Linked DNA regions of Homo sapiens: region 1 is linked to region 2. Evidence: chromatin loops called from intact Hi-C (ENCODE). Cell type or tissue: prostate gland. All regions are shown on one strand. Each heading gives the region's core, and the rest is flanking DNA. Links, peaks and the distances in the headings are about the cores only.

The links. A loop is a pair of places that touch in the nucleus more often than their neighbours do. Peaks named below come from ENCODE experiments on the same cell type or tissue, not always from the same donor. Only the 100,000 strongest peaks of a DNase experiment are listed, where the experiment ranks them.
Region 1: it touches region 2 in a loop (3-fold over the local background); 6 of 110 quality-filtered maps call a loop at or near these places.

The regions. Positions count from the first base shown.
Region 1 is chr12:46,206,290-46,214,779 of GRCh38, forward strand. It overlaps SLC38A1 (solute carrier family 38 member 1), which reads right to left. Exons shown (of 17, transcript NM_030674.4): 6 at 2,765-2,838; 7 at 1,240-1,332; 8 at 866-947. Among named protein-coding and RNA genes, the nearest start is that of SLC38A1, 59 kb to the right of the region's middle. RefSeq lists an enhancer at 1,625-1,714. In prostate gland, for the core only: no CTCF peak of the experiment used is centred there; a DNase peak (open chromatin) is centred at 3,894; H3K27ac peaks cover 1,528 bases.
Region 2 is chr12:46,155,652-46,164,141 of GRCh38, forward strand. No RefSeq gene overlaps it. Among named protein-coding and RNA genes, the nearest start is that of SLC38A1, 110 kb to the right of the region's middle. In prostate gland, for the core only: no CTCF peak of the experiment used is centred there; DNase peaks (open chromatin) are centred at 4,690 and 5,060; H3K27ac peaks cover 934 bases.

The DNA.
Region 1 (8,490 bases), core at 2,866-5,365, 50 kb after region 2:
ATCATTATTCAGGTCTTATCCAAACACTTTAACCCAGCCCCTACTTATATACTACAGCTTCACTCCCCTGTAATGGAAGAGGGAATATTGGTTTTTTTTTTTCCCATTGGCTAAATGTGGCATTCTTTTGAATTATTTACATGGTTTCAAAGCTGAATGCACACATTTCATTCTGTCAGATTACAACTTGTCCTATCAATTATTTAAAGAGAAAGCTCCTTTTTGTTTTGCTGGGCTAGTATCAGTGAGAAACAAGTCACTACAGGTAGACATTTCTCTCTCCCTGATCCCTTGGATTTGACCTTGAATCCTGAGAACACTAGAGACTCTGGCTTCTACGATTCTCCCTTGAAAGAAAACAGAGAAACTAAGACTGACAAGAACTGTTAAACAAGAGGGAGTCAAAACACAATTGTGCCAAATGTAGCTGCAACATTTTCCAGGGTTATCTACATCTTTAATGAGGTTGGCTCATGTAAATTTCGCCCCCAAAATGCTATGTCCCTTCTTTAAGTAAGAGGCTAGGGTCTTAATTTTTGTTGCACGTTCCACTTTTGTGTTAAAAATACTGCATATCTGTTCTATTTCACAGAAACTAGATATAGATTTCAGGCTCTGGGGAAAATGCAGTATCTACCGCTCATAGCATGACAGACAAATCTACTTTTCAAATGTGCATATGCAAATGGCTCTCCTGCTTTTTTCCTTTATATAGCCCCAAAGAAATTTATTGTTGAAACAACAAACAAACAAAACGCAGCCTAGGAAAAACTTTCTGCAATATTCACAAGCAAGAATTTTGATTGGCCCATATTTAAATTAAAAACATTTTAGTTATATCATAAAAAAATGGTCTATAACTTACGAAAATGTCTCTTCCTTTCCCATTAGAAACTTTATGGCAGAGGGTAGTTCATTTTTTACGATGAAGAGGTAGCTCAGCATTGCTGAAGGAAAATGAGAACATTTTTAGAAAGAAGATACGAAGGCTTATGTTGCAAGCTACATAAAAAGTTATCAGCCCGTTCTTAGACCAACTGTCAGTAAGACACAAAGGCAACTTCAGCTACTCTAGCAGGATTTGTGGCTTTAAATAAGTGACTGCTGTCTCTGCTTTACTTTCCCTGTGCCATTTTAGCAATGAGGATGATAACTGCTTGAATTATGTTAAAATTCATGTGGCCGCTCATCCACCAGAATTAGTTTCAAGTTATGTAAAGAAAAGCATGTTCTTTTTACCTCCAGTGTTCTGTAGAGAGGTGGCTCCAAAGATTACGAACTTCCCTGTGGTGCCAAAGACTTGTTCCCCCAGCTTTTCATACACCATGCAGCCTATTTAAAAATCAAATTTGAGAACACAAGAAATGACAGGGTTCAGAAAGTTAAAATAGTCAAGATTTTGTCATTCTATTGACTGTTCCCCAAGTTACTATGTGCCTTTCTCAAACTCACACAAATAGTCATTTTGGCCTTCAGGGGTTAAGGTATCCTCATTACAAAACAAATTCTTAACATTTTAAAATGTGAGATGCAACCATCATTTCTCCTTTTTCAAGTTGGCTACCAGAGCATTACAATTAACCTATTAGGTCATAAGGCTTATTTTTAACTACCTCTATCTTACAAAGGGGAAATTCCTTCTGTGATCTTTTTCTTCAGGTCTGGTGTACACCATTAAAATACATATTTGATTTAAAAAGATCCTAATAGTTGAAACAAAAAGATTCCTTTTGAATTAATGACCTGAACTGATTAGGCAAACAAGGAATTATCTTAATAACATCCCATCAATGCCTCCACGTTCTAAATGTAATAACAAGCTTAGAAACATTTTAATAGCCACGACATACAAAACCTAATTATTCATAAAATGTAGTTCAAATACATGCAACTCACAAAAGAGAGCAGAAGACTAATCTGTCAAAAGCATAATTTGTCTGTAGCAAAATTTGAAAGTGTTCGACTAGCTCATCTCAATAAATACTGAAACTCTAAAGCATTCACTTTTTAAAAAGTGTTTATATTTCTTTATAACTGTTCAGTTCATGTTTTCAAAAGGTTCACGGAGAGCAATATGGGACAGGCTATAATTAAACCTTTGTTTAATCTCTCATAAGACTGGTGTTTAAACTAGACAATGGTTAGCTCCTCAATTTATTATAAAATGTTCCAGTTAAATGGAGTCATGTATATACAATAATAGTTGACCAATGTGGTTTTAGTTAATGTAAAAGTCAAAGAATTACAAACATAATCCAGTGTCCCAGAAATAGAAAATAAACACTTCAGGTATTACACTGCCCAGAGTACTTGAAGTCTCTTCATAGCTTGCTCACTCCCACATTGCCTCAGGAGTAACACTTTCTCCTTGGAATATGCACAAGAGAATGACAGGTCTGTTTACTTTTAAAACCTTGGAAGTTATAATATAAAAACATGGGATCTTTGTTCTGGATTTATAAAGACCTAAGGAAAAACAAGCTTTTAAAATGAAGTCATTTTAAACCAGAAAAACAGGTATAATTGAGGGTTCACTTTAAGTGACAACATTATTTTCTCATTGTCCATGACAATTTAATTTATATTTTGCTGCAACTGTTTCTCTAGATAAATACTACTATAGGTCTTCCAATCACTCTAGGTCAAAATAGTCTTTCTTTTTAATAATCAAATTGCTGTACAGAGAGAACATCATTGTTCCACAATGCTACCATAAAAATAATTCACCCTGGTTTTAACAAAATCAAACACGTCCTCAGCTTACCTGTTTCTTTTGAACAGATCAATAGGAGGTTTATTGAATATATAGACAGCAATGTCACTGAAGTCAAAAGTACCCTAAAGCAAAGAAAATAAATCTTATTGTAATATCTAGAAAAGAATATATTCTGGCATTACAGTTTAGAAGGGCAAAGGTTTATTTGTATGGTTAACACTATTTGTTAATAGTATCCAAATTTTGGAACCTATTAGTCATCCCTGCTTTAAAATCCTCAACAAAAATGTCCTACCAAATAAAGAAGTGCTCATTAGAATCTGAGTAACAGTTCAAATCCTTTATGTAATTCGAAGCCCAAATAGCTCTCTGGGAGCATTTCGGTTGAGATGACTTTAAAACAACATTATGAAAGAAGGCTTTTGTAGTCTATGTTGCACTCTCTGTTACATCCGGGTGAGAAAGTGTGAGAATGGGGTGGGAGGGGCGGAGGGAAAGGCTGGCAGTGACCTTAGGAGAATGACCACCTGACTTTGGGCAACTTGCTTAACATTCCCATCTCTGGATTCCTTGCCCATAATATAAAGATACAAGCCAAATGATGTCTAGGGTTCTTTTCATCTATTACTTCATGGCTATTTTAAAATCTATATATTGGGCTACTAATGTAATTCACTTTTTTTGCACCTGGTTCCTCTTAGATGAATAAGCACCACTTGGTAACCAGTGGGAAAATTTGACAATCAAGTATAATGAAAAGACTTTTTTGAATGATGAACTCATGTTTTTGTTTTAGTACATCTGGGTCATTATCACACCCTTCTCAAGAAAAAGTGCAGTTAAAATGATGTGGGAGATTATATAGATGATTTCTGAAACATTTGGTTAAAACAGACATGATAATTGAAAATAAAGCCTATTTATTAAAAAAGAAGAAAAAAAATCCAGTCCCCAGATGAAACCGCTCACTTCCTGATGTGGGAAAATATATCCCTAGAACAATACATAACTGCAATTGACTCTATGTTTGAGTCATGAAAGGCAATTATTTTTCCACCAAGTGCTGTTGAGAGGCACTTGGCACATCATGCCGTTCGCTCTGCGTGGGCTGCTTCCTCCTGGCCCTTCCCCCTCCCAGCACACCTGTTGAAGGCTGCTCTAGGCCCCAGCTCAGATGCCAACTCCTCAGTTGCCTTCCCTGGCCCCAGGCAGAATGACTGCTCCTCAGCTGTCTATGATCCTACAGTGTTTTGTTTCTCCTGCATACGGGGCAACCATGAGGAGATAAACCAGGAGTACAGAATGGTCAACAGCAGAACAGATGAACTGCCAGAAACTGGCCAGCAAACAAAAGAGGGGCAGAGCTCAGCAGAGGCAAAACAAACACTAGGAGAAAGAACAGACCTAACACTTTGGGTAGAGGCCCAACTGATCTGCCAATAAACAGGAATTTAGGTTAAGATATGATTGGTAAGGAAGTACATTCAGATCTATACTTATTTCCCTAAAATCCTTGAGTGAGGAGGCTGATTGATATGGTTTGGCTGTGTCCCCACCGAAATCTCACCTTGAATTGTAACTCCCATAATTTCCACGTGTTTTGGGAGGGACCCGGTGGGAGATAATTGAATCATGGGGGCAGTTCTCTCATACTGTTCTTGTGGTAGTGAATAAGTCTCATAAGATCTGATGGTTTTTTTATAAGGGGAAACCCCTTTCACTTGTCTCTCAATTCTCTCTTGTCTGCGGGCAAGTAAAATGTGTTGTTCGCCTTCCGCCATAATTGTGAGGCCTCCCCAGCCACGTGGAACTGTGAGTCTGTTAAACCTCTTTTTCTTTATAAATTACCCAGTCTCAGGAATGTCTTTATCAGGAGCATGAAAATGGACTAATACACTGATTAAGAGGGTAGGTCTCTTATCTCTTCAGGTTGAGGGATGTGAGAAACGGACAGCAAGCATTTATTAGCCAACCCAGTAGTTCTGAGATACGTAATGGAACAGGATTTGATATGCTCTGCCACAGAATAAGATATGGGACCTAATTGTGGCATGATTTTTTTTCCCGTCAAGTAAGATAAGCAATATTTATGTCAAAGAAGCAAGCTTTCGGTTTCTTGCAGAGTTCACTTGTTTTGAGGGACACAATGCTAAGTAGCCACTTCTACACGAACATGTGACAGGCCCTAGAGGATTTCCGTGTGGCACAGAAGAGCACAGGCTTCCTAGTGGAGTAAAATGAGTGACATCTTAGGATGAGCCAGATGCTATTCTGGAATGACTATGTGCCCTGTTGGGTCTACTCTGCTAGGACCAAAGGGATTTTCCCATGGGCCCAAGGCTAATGTATAAAGAGTATGACCTTGTAGGAACTATCTATGTGCCTAGCAGGAGGGGATAATTATGAATATCTACACAATTATTTACAAAAGGCCCTAACCCTGGAGAACTTGGTATTTATTAGCAAAAGAAACATTCTAAGGAAACATTTGCTGTGTTCCCTCAGTCAGTAGCCTCTGCAACCACGCGGTTCTTGCACATGGTTGTGTCTTAACACAATCTATGTGTTGAATCTCTTTGCAGATGATGCTCAGTGGCATCTGGCCCTTTGAGCATCATAAACTGCTATCCCCCCTTTTCAAGCCGGAGAAAAGTGTTGATTAGGGAAGATTTTAGTAGTGTTCACTTATCTTCTTCCCCCCACTTAAACACAACAGAATGAGGTGCTCCCACAGTGGTGAAAACAACCCCCTCCCATGTTTAAGAGACGTAACATTGCACCCCAGAGTACTTAGAGTCTGATAGTTTTTGCCTTTAACTGTCTGATCTGCAAAGGATCTCTTCTTAGTCCTTTCCCAAATGTAGATCTTCTCTTCCAAGACTGAAAATTAATATAAAGCAAAACCCCCTTTTCTATCAGATCACTAAGAGGCAAACTGTAAAAGTAAAATTCTAAGAATACTTTAGCCTATACAAGAATCTGGCATTAATAGGATTAAAATTTAGAAAAGTATACCTCCTTGTTCAGATTCTTAGAAAGAAGGAATATGTTGTCTAATTGACTCTAATAGAACCTAGAAAGGGTTAGAAAAATCAAATCATAAATGTCTTGAGACACAGAAACCATGACATCTAAGAGAAAGAAGAAAGAGGAATAACTGGAGAGAAGGTGTTGACTTGTTTGAACACTTCTATTTAGAGCATGATTATGCCCCTAATTGTCCGGGTAGATATTTGTACATATAATTATGGTTTCCTGGAAGAGAAACACATGCTGGGATTCCTGTGTTAACACAGAGGAACACAAGTGATTCCTTTTTAAAATTTCATCTGGATATAATTTAAGCTTCAACATTGTTAACCACTGACCACAAGTATTAATATGGCTGGGACAAAAACTGGTTGCTAAAAAAGGCGTACTTACATGGGGACTACAGATCAGCAATTGATAATAGGGCTGCCAAGGTGTTGATATTTCAGACTTATGTTCATCTTTGAGGAGAAGATCTAGAGCATGTAATTGTACATGGGTCATGGGGAAGGGGTGGCAAGAGAGTTAGAATTGCGAATAATGTGGTCAGGAGCCTTCAAGAGTCTTTGAGTCAGCAACATTATGAAAGATGTGGTTCAGGACATTCTAGTAAATTTTGGAGTCTCCTGAGAAGAAACTTAGAATTCTAGACTCCTGAAGCAGGGAGAGACTTTCAGAGAGAACCTAGTCCAGCACAGCATGTTTACCCAGGACAGGAAACCTCTATGCTCCATGCCAACACACAGGCATCCAGGTCTGCAAAGTGTCTTTTAAAAGGGGACATATTATGCAACCCATTCTGTTTCTGAAAAGTTCTGTGCTTGGAACTGAGGCTCAGCTGAAATCACTGTCGCTACTTCTATCCTTGGGTCCTCATTTTACCTTCTGGACCTATTTGTATCTACTTGAAATCTAACACCTCTCCTACCTAACAGTCCTGAGGGTGCTCATTTTAAGATTGTGCTCTTTAACTCAAACATCTTTAATTCTTTGAACTGTTCATCTTGTGATGAAGTGTTTGGGCTGTTTACATCTCAGTCATGGTCCAGTTCCTCAACCATCCTTTTTAAAGGCTGTGTGCTGAGATGAACACAATGCTATAACATCAGATTTGGTCCAAACAGCGCAAAGCATGATAGGATTTTTAATTTCTCTGAGTCAGACATCTTTCTTCTTTCAAGGTAATCTATTTTGGAATTCATTTTTACGGCAACCACACACTTTTCATTCTTTTTGAGCTTCTGGTGTGAATGCTACTAGGCTGTCTTCCTGATTCTATCTTGTGTACTTTTTTTGTCTGTTTCTGAAGCTAAGTGCCAGTCCTATATTTATTTACATTACATTTTATCTTTCAAGTCTCATGATCTCTTCTTAAATTGTTGATCCTTTTTACTTATATATCAACCACTGCATCTAACTTCATATCTTAAGTGTACCTTCATCCAAGTCACTGGCATCAACCTTGAATAGAACAAGACCATCTGGAAATGGCCCATTGTCCAGCCAACTGCTTGAAGCCTGGAAGTCGACCTTATCTCTCACCCATTCCCTCATCCTTTATATCTAGTTCATTGGCAAGTGCCCTATCATTTCTATCTCCAAAATTTATCCCAAATCCATAGGCATTTTGTTCCCATCTCCACTCTAGTGTGAGCCATCGTCCTTAATTTCTGGATAACTGTGATCATCTTGTCTCCTCACATCCGTCTTCCACCCAGCAGCCAGAGTAATCTTTTTATTTTATTGCTTTATTATGTGTCTCCATCACTAGACTGTAAGACAGACAACGACAGTTTAATTCAACTATTTACCTATTTACCTTCAACATCAAACACACACATAACAGAGTCTTCGCTGAGAATCAGTGAATTTAGAAACATTAGAACCTCATTGGCAAGTTATGTGAGACTATGCCAAATATCTTAACTAAAATCAAGACTCCCTCTATGAAGATAGTCCCATGATCTACTTAGCTCACTGTATCTCAAAAGATGATATTAGTTTAGTGACTATTTAGAAAAACTTTGTTGGTTTCTACAGAGTAATCTTTTCTGCAGTCATTGCACATAAACAAGCTGTTTAATAATTTTCTCTACACTATTCCTTGGCATCTACTTTTTGCCATTTTTGAAAGTTGGGATTAAATTAGCCTATTTCTAATCCTCTGGGGATACTCTTGCTTTCCATGATTTTTAAACAGATTCCTGAGAGTATCTTAGACAAAGTGGCATGAGCAAAAAAAGAAAAAATGAAAAAGATTTGTCACAGTGGTCCTAGATATATTTACTCTTTTTGCTGCAAGAAAATTTTGACTCATCTTTTAAACAACGAACATCTAAACATCGATTTGAAAAACGTTATTTGTCAATGTTTTGAATCATATTAACAGAATTGTAATTATTTGGTCTTCCATAATTTACCCAAAGATTATATGAATAATGTTATTATTTTCATATTTAAAAGTACCATATGCTAATAAAGTGGAAAGCTGTGACAACAAATAAAACCAAAACATTTAATGTGATTGAAATGTTCTATACCATGATTGTGGTGGTGATTTCACAACTGTATTTGGGTAAATTTAACAAACCTCACCCTTTAAATTGGAGAATTTTATTGTATATAAAGTATACCCCAAAACAAACAAACAAAAAAACAACCAACAAACAAAAACCAACCTCAGGACACTTTAAGGGAGATAAGACTATATTTTAAAAGCCTAGCTACACAGCAACAAATCATAT
Region 2 (8,490 bases), core at 3,244-5,743:
CTCTCTATGTCTAGAGTGATCCAGCATTTAACTCAATCATGAGACAAACTTTTGCATACCTTCATTTACCAGCTTACTCTTTTTCTGCTGCTATTTTATGCTGAGATCATCTGGATTTTCATTTCTGGTGGTTATTCTCTTTCCTTACCTCCAATTATTAAGATTTAACTTAATAATTGTTAAATTATTAAGATTTAACTTAATAATTGTTAAATTATTAAGATTTAACTTAATAATTGTTAAATTATTAAGATTTAACTTAATAATTGTTAAATTATTAAGATTTAACTTAATAATTGTTAAATTATTAATTAACAATTATAAGTATATAATAACTTAATAAGTCCCCTACTTATGATGGTTTGATTTATGATTTGTCAACTTTACGATGGTGTCAAAGCATACCCATTCAGTATGCTCTTCGACCTAAGAGGTTACATCAGGATAAACCCATTGTAAGTTGAAAATGTTATCAACTTACAATAGGTTTATTGGGATGTAACTTCATCATAAGTCAAGGAGCATCTGTAATTTTGTCTAGTTTCTTTGTCCATTCCTCCCTTTTTTCTATTCCTGTGTCTTCTTCTTGAGTTCATTTTTCATTATTTGGGAGTACATTCTTTACTAATTTTTTCAGAGATAACTCATGGTTGATAATTTTTTGAGTAGTTACATTTATAAAAATGTCTTTGCCTTCACCTAAGTTATAGTTTAGCTAGGTATAGAATTTTAGGGTCAATCTTTTCTCAGAACTTTGAGGATGTTACAATCTTCTTAATTCAGCATTATTGAAGTCTAATGTCAACATGATATTCATTCTTATATAGATCATCCGTTGTTTACCCTCTAGAAGCCTTTAGAATGCCCACCTTATTCTCTTTGTTCTGAAATTTCACAAGGGTCACTCTGAGTAAATCATTTTTTTAAAAATTTATTCTGCTTGGAACCTGGTGGTTAACAATATGAATATTTTCTTAATCTAAGAAATCTTATTTTACTAATTTCTCAATTTTTTCTCACCTACGTTTTCTCTAGAATGCCTTTAAAATGAACTCCTATTTCTAGAACCCTTATTAAATGGCTGCGGAAATCTGGGTCAATCTTTCATGTCTCTAAACTTTTCTTTGGTTTTTTTTTTTGTTTTTGTTTTTTTTTTTTTTTTTTAGACTGAGTTTCACTCTTTTGCCTAGGCTGGAGTGCAGTGGCATGATCTCAGCTCACTGCATCCTCCGCCTTCTGTTTTGAAGCGATTCTCCTGCCTCAGCCTCCCGAGTAGCTGGGATTACAGGTGTCCACCACCATGCCTGGCTAATTTTTGTATTTTTTATAGAGATGGGGTTTCACCATGTTGGCCAGGCTGGTCTCGAACTCCTGACCTCAGGTAATCTGCCTGCCTCAGTCTCCCAAAGTGCTGGGATTACAGGCGTGAGCCACTGAGCCTGGCTCTTTGTATTCTTTATTCCTTTATGTTTTCCATTGTTTTGAGAGCATTCTCAAAATGCTATTTGTCTATGTCCACTCTACTATTTTGCCCCTAAATCAATCTTTTTATTTTGTTTTTCAAGTCTTAAATTTCTACCATATTCAGCTAATGTTTTAGTTACAGTGTCCTTCTACATCTTTCCAGAGATTTTTATATGCTTATTCCAAAATGTTGTGAGCTCTTTTAACTATGATTCTTCAAAATGTTTTACTTGCTGAGTTTTTGCCTTTGTTTCAAGGTATTAGTGTTTTCCAAATGTTTGCAGATTCTTAGTTGTTTGTTCATCTTTGTATTTGAGAATTGGTTTGTCTCCTCTGTTTAAACACTGTTTATGTGGGAGAGATGAGAGGTGCTAACTGTTCAGCTTGGAACTGGTACTTTTTGTCTTTTCCTAGTGTAACTTCTCCACCTCCCAGAGGGCATTCTTCTTGGTTTCTTGCCCTGCTTCTCCAGCCCCAGAATGCAGGTTCACTGATTTTGCCTGTAGTAAATACTACTTCTACTTTTGTCCTGCTTTTTATCTGTCTGTATCTTTCAGTGCCTTACTTGGCTTGCCCATGGCCCCTTCATGCTGTTGGCTATAATTTCCTGAGAGAAGGGAAGAATTGGGTGGTGAGACCACCTCTACTCTTAGTTTTGTTTTGTTTCATTTTTAAGCATGGTGTAGGAACTCAGGCAATTACAAATTTTGAGAAAAAATAAAGTATGTTTAACTAAAAAAAATAGATTTCTGACTTAGGCTTTATACTGCTAACTTATTTAGCATCAAATGCTTTTTAAAACACAGGCTATGAAATAAGGAAAACTGATTTTTGAGTTCCAGTTCTGTCCCTTTTCCCAGGTGTTGTGATTCATCTGTGAACCTGAATTTTTTCATCAATAAGTTCAGGATAGTAAGAATACCTGCTGCATATATTCTGTGATGATGAAATATAACAGTAAAAGTGAAAGTACTTTGAGAGCATCAAAGAGCCACTAACAGTTTATTATTTATGGCACTAAATAATGCCCCACTCAGACCTTTGGTAGGAGGATAAAGTAGGTAGTAGGAAAATATAATAAAAGACTGAGGTACCCAAGATGAGGAAAGAGGAGATTGCCACAGGCTCTTGTCCTGAACTCTTGTTTTATAAACTTTGCTCTCTATTCTTTAGAATTCCTAAAACCAAGATTTTCTGCATGTCAGATCCAGGAACTTTGCTTTCCTTATGGCATAAAAGCTAGCCAAAAGAATCACTGTGAAGGTTCTCATCAACCAGAGTAGATAATTGGTTATGGGGTATGAAGGATGGCTACTGATACTCAGTAGACAGGATTCTAAAATTATATTAACTTTTTCCTAGAACTTTATCAAAGTGACAGTTTTATATGTATCTCTGTGTACAAGAATTTGAAGCTAGCTAAAATCTAAATCTGAAAATATCTTCTATAAAAGAGAGGACTTTGTAGTTTTTTTTTCTTTCTCTCTCAGTGATGAAAAACTGGATAGAACCATAAACACTTCAAAGGATGAGAAATCCACATGGGCTGGAGTCCTAGCCAGAGTCCTTGCCAAGATCACTTTCCTCAGAGGATTTTCATGCTCTTCCTTTCTTTGGGGAATCAAATTTCCCAGCCACCTCAGCCCAAGACGTGCTGTAGTTACATGTACTCACTTTGTGGCTTTATATTAAGAGGTAAAATGAGGAGTGGTAATGCTAAAAGGCAGTGGGTATGGAGAGATTTCCTTTGGATGTGCTTTCACTTGGGTTATACCAGGTACTTGGAATTCTGTGTTTTACTTTTGGATAAAATAATTCTTTGCCAAAATGTTTTCTTCACTAGCGTGAAGCCATCTAGCTGAATCAAAATGGAGCTGCTGCCTGCCTACAGATTTTTTATGTGGGTGAACATTATTGTTTTTTAGAGAGGTGAGAATATTTATTTCCTTCCATTTTCATTCTTCAGAGATTATTCTATCACTTTGGATTCAGCACAGGTTACCCAGCAATTACTACTCACTCTTCTTGGGTTCAAATAAATGAGTTTGGTCCAACGTTTCCTGTATTTTAAAATGGAGGCAGTTCATGACGATCAGGATTTGGGGAGGAAGTGGATTTAATTAGACAAGGAAGAGGGTAGGAGACTGGACACCATTTGGGGCTATTTTCAGCTAGTTGAGCCAAATTGTTATTGACCTAAAGCTGACAGTTTTTCTGTGGCCTGCACAATGTGAATTTAGTGAGCTCAGCCAATTCTCAGAGGACAAGCTCTTATATTTCTAGACATACCAGCAGTGGTTCCCGACATTTAGATTTCATGGACAAGTACAATTAAAAATAAAAGAAGTATGGAGATAGAGAGAAGCCAAAAAATCTTAGGAAAAGGTCAGCCCTTTAAATGGAATACTTTCAAATATATGAAAGAAAAAAAAAAAACCTCACTTCAATGTGCTCGATTTTCTCATTTTTTTCCTGGCCAGTGAAAACTAGATCCTGGGACAGCACTGGACACACACAGATGTTTGAGAACTACTGTTCCCAATCTATGAATGAGGCTGTAACTTTTCAACCTGCAAATTCACTTCAGATATTTAAGAAGAACCTTCTAAGTGAAAATATGAAAGTGAACAAAAGCTTTCCTTTTTAAATACACTTGTGTAACCAATTGTTTGGAACAAGTCACCAATGATGCCTTACTTCAGTTCACTATTCTTTCAAATAAAAGATGTATTTGTGAAATTATAATCATTCAAATAGCCATTTTGAGGGCTATGTTTTTTTTTTTTTTCAGTCACAAATCTAAGTGACCCTGAGAATTGTAAAAAGATACTATGGAAATATCAATAGTGTTTTTATGTTTTGAGCCAATGATTTTAAACTTCCACTTGCTAAAAAAAATCAAGAAAGATGAAGTATGAAAACAAGCACGTAGATCTTTCTTTTGTATTACATGTGTGTAACTAAGAAGCCAGTACTCAGATAAATGGCTACAATCTTAATAGCTCGCTCCTGGAAAGCCAAAACTGCATTTCTCTTTTGTCAGGACTGGAAGCATGTAAATTGATTGCCCAATTAAGGAAAGGTTGACTGAAGGTGAGTAAGGTTTCAATGTTCCTGACTTAATTGCTCAACAAGCTTTATTAAGGGGCTAAATGGAGCAGCAAGGGAGTGGCTGGAGTGCAAGGGACTGCTTCTCACCGAGTATTATTGGACGGCTGCCAAAGACAGTTAAAAAATAAAATAAAATAAAGCTGCTCAAGCGTCTTATGCCATGAAGAACAAGATTCTTCATGTTGGGGCTCGCAGTTTTAGTTATAGCAAACTGATTACAACATACATAATTTCTAGTTACAGATAAGGGGCCATTTGCACAGCATCTAGTAGTTTTCATATAATCTTGCCCTGGATTCTGTAAGTTAATAGAGGTAATATATTATTATGGAAAAAGATGGAATCTGGCAAAGATCTCAGGCACTGAAGGAACCAGCTGTTCCGTAGCAATGTGATTTTGCACGCTTCTTGGGGCCTGGCATTCTTAAACTTCCACCAGCGTTAATTCTTACTGGTGAGTTTTCGCTCTACTGGGCCTGCTTATGCAACTCAGTGGCCCAAAAGTCTGATGTCACAGCCTAATGCTGCGTGTCCTCTGCCAAGAGTCTTTTCTGTGGGCACACATTTCTGATGAGAATCTACCCTGTTTTGACTCTTGACTGCATCAGTCTCTGGCAATTACCCTTGTGAAAATAACTCCTTTTTCAAGCATGCAATGTGTCTGGCTTTTATCCAATGGTTTAATCACAAACTCTCTGTGACAGCTTTACCTTGAGCAGCCCCTTAGGGAATTCAGAAGAGCTAGGGTTGCATTTGGACTCTCTAACTACAACATTCTTTTGGCTTTTATGCTGGCCTCAGATCTGGTCTAAACAATGATTTTGTACTTGCTGAGCAGAGTTTTTCACTACTTTGTTCCATGAATTCAAAGGAAGCATGGAAAATGGCACAGATAAGATCATCTTAATGTTAATAGGGGCGCTTATTGTGGGCTTACTATGTGACAGATACTGTGCTAGAAAATTTACAATATGCTATCCAGTCTAATTATTCCTTACAACCATTCTATGGGATGACTATTATTATTCCCACTTTCTGGTTGCGGACACTGAGACTGAAGGAGATTAAGGAAACCTGCCCAATGTCACTTAGCTTTTAAGTAGCAGAGGCAGGATTCCAACCAAGGTCAGTCTGAGTCCAGAGCCATGTTCCTACCTCCTTGCAAATTCTCCTAGACAATACATTTGTCCTTGGGCCTTGTGGGGGAATTGTGGAACAGAAGAACAGGCATTAACACACAGAGAGAGACACACACAGACACACACACACAGACTCCAGAGTCTAGCTTTGCTTCCCATCAGACATGGGACTAGTGCTCATAGAGCTGACTGGGGATATCTCTACCTGCCTAGGACACCAAATCTCTGTAAAAGACAGCCCGCTTCCTGAAGCCTCGTCTAGTGGAGGGAGGTTCTGACATACTGTTTTGTTCAGGCTGGTCCTCCACCCCAAGAATGGAGCTCTGCTTCCTACCCTACCTACCTAAGGACTACTCTCCAAAGGAGTACAAGAACCCAAGCCAGTTCACTGCAAGGCAGGTTATGCTGGATGCCTTTTTGGGCAGGATGTAAGGCCTGTTTCCTACCTTATTTCCATTTTGTGTGGTGGTCTGATATAAGGCTTTGCTTGTGGGCAGTGTTGTAGCACTGGTTATAGCTGAAACTGCCCCATGAGGACAGGCTCCTTCATCAGTTAACCCACTTACCATAGAAGTTGGACCCTCCTTACCAAATTTGTCTCTAGTAAACGGTGTTATGAGGTTCTAGCCTAGATTTAATAAATTTACATCGTATGCTTCCCCACCCCCAACAAAGTTGGGAAAATTGAAAAAAAAAAATAGTCACTTTCACAGTATTATTTTGAGAACTGAAAAGTACGAAGTAATACAAAATTAATAGAAATTTCAAAATGACAAGCATTTTGATATGTCCTTCTAAAATACTGATAAAGAGAATTCTTCTTTCTGAAAGCAACTGGGTTCTGAAGAGACAGGGTGTGTTGAAATTTCCTATGCTTTTAAATGGTTCTGGAATTCTACTTGATTGTTGGGGATTTGGGGTATCATTTGGAAAGCAAGATAACCCAAGAGCAAAAAACAGTCTTTTGGAATTATCCTAATATCTGCTGAATTCTCTTTAGCTTCGATGATAATGAAGGTGAACTGGGCAAAAAGAGTTTGCTTTGAAGTCTCCTTTAATAAAAGCCAAATCATTTTGTTTTAGAGAGACGTTGGAAAGATAGGTATTCTGTTAGCTAAATTTCCTCTATTGAGTTTCCCTTTAAGAAATAATCTAGAAGATCTTAAGATCATCTGATTATTTGCTGAAATCAAATTATGATAACTGGGGAACCCCTTAGATATGACTTTCTACCTGTTTGGTACCAGACAGTGGGTTGCTCGGCGAGGAAAGCATACTTACAGATTGCAGTTCATGATTGCATTGTTCTAAATCATGGATGATGCTACAGATGATAGTCTGTCTACTGCAATTCGGCCTGGGGTTAATTGATATTGAGAGAGGATGTTTTAGCCTCAAATTCTGCTCAGTTCCTGTATTTGGCATGAAACTTTCACTTTCTCTGGAAAACAGTCCTTAACTTAGAAGGAATTGTTGATCTAGAGCTGAAGACAAGGCAGTTTAAAAGCTTCATCCATGTCCCTACAAAGGACATGAACTCATCCTTTTTTATGGCTGCATAGTATTCCATGGTGTATATGTGCCACATTTTCTTAATCCAGTCTATCATTGTTGGACATTTGGGTTGGTTCCAAGTCTTTGCTATTGTGAATAGTGCCACAGTAAACATACGTGTGCATGTGCCTTTATAGCAGCATGCTTTATAATCCTTTGGTTATATACCCAGTAATGGGTTGGCTGGGTCAAATGGTATTTCTAGTTCTAGATCCTTGAGGAATCGCCACACTGTCTTCCACAATGGTTGAACTAGTTTACAGTCCCACCAACAGTGTAAAAGTGTAAAAGTGTTCCTATTTCTCCACATCCTCTCCAGCATCTGCTGTCTCCTGACTTTTTAATGATTGCCATTCTAACTGGTGTGAGATGGTATCTCATTGCGGTTTTGATTTGCATTTCTCTGATGGCCAGTGATGATGAGCATTTTTTCATGTGTCTGCTGGCTGCATAAATGTCTTCTTTTGAGAAGTGTCTGTTCATATCCTTTGCCCACTTGTTGATGGGGTTGTTTGTTTTTTTCTTGTAAATTTGATTGTGTTCTTTGTAGATTATGGATATTAGCCCTTTGTCAGATGAGTAGATTGCAAAAATTTTCTCCTATTCTGTAGGTTGCCTGGATGAAGCTGGAAACCATCATTCTCAGCAAACTATTGCAAGAACAAAAAAACCAAACACTGCATGTTTTCACTCATAGGTGGGAATTGGACAATGAGAACACTTGGACACAGGAAGGGGAACATCACACACTGGGGCCTGTTGTGGGGTGGGGGAAGGGTGGAAGGAAAGCATTAGGAGATATACCTAATGTAAATTACAAGTTAATGGGTGCAGCACACCAACATGGGACATGTATACATATATAACAAACCTGCACGTTGTGCACATGTACCCTAGAACTTAAAGTATAAAAAAAAAAAGTTCAACAAAACCCTAACTGGGAGAAAAAGGGGAATTTGTGTGCCTGGTTAGGATATGGATTGGCGCTTCTTATCACCCACCTAAAAGTACATGAAGGAGAGGAAATGAGTCACAGGAATCATCGAATCAAGTAAACTTTATCTGTAATTTCCCAATTAATCCCAAAGATGGATTATTTTCAGAACAAAGTCTTCCTTTTAAAATGCGAAACAAAAAAAGGATGAGACTTAGAATAAAAGATGAAATAGTATAGACCAATGAAAGTAGGGCAAAGCACATCTCTTCATCTCTAGCAGTGGTT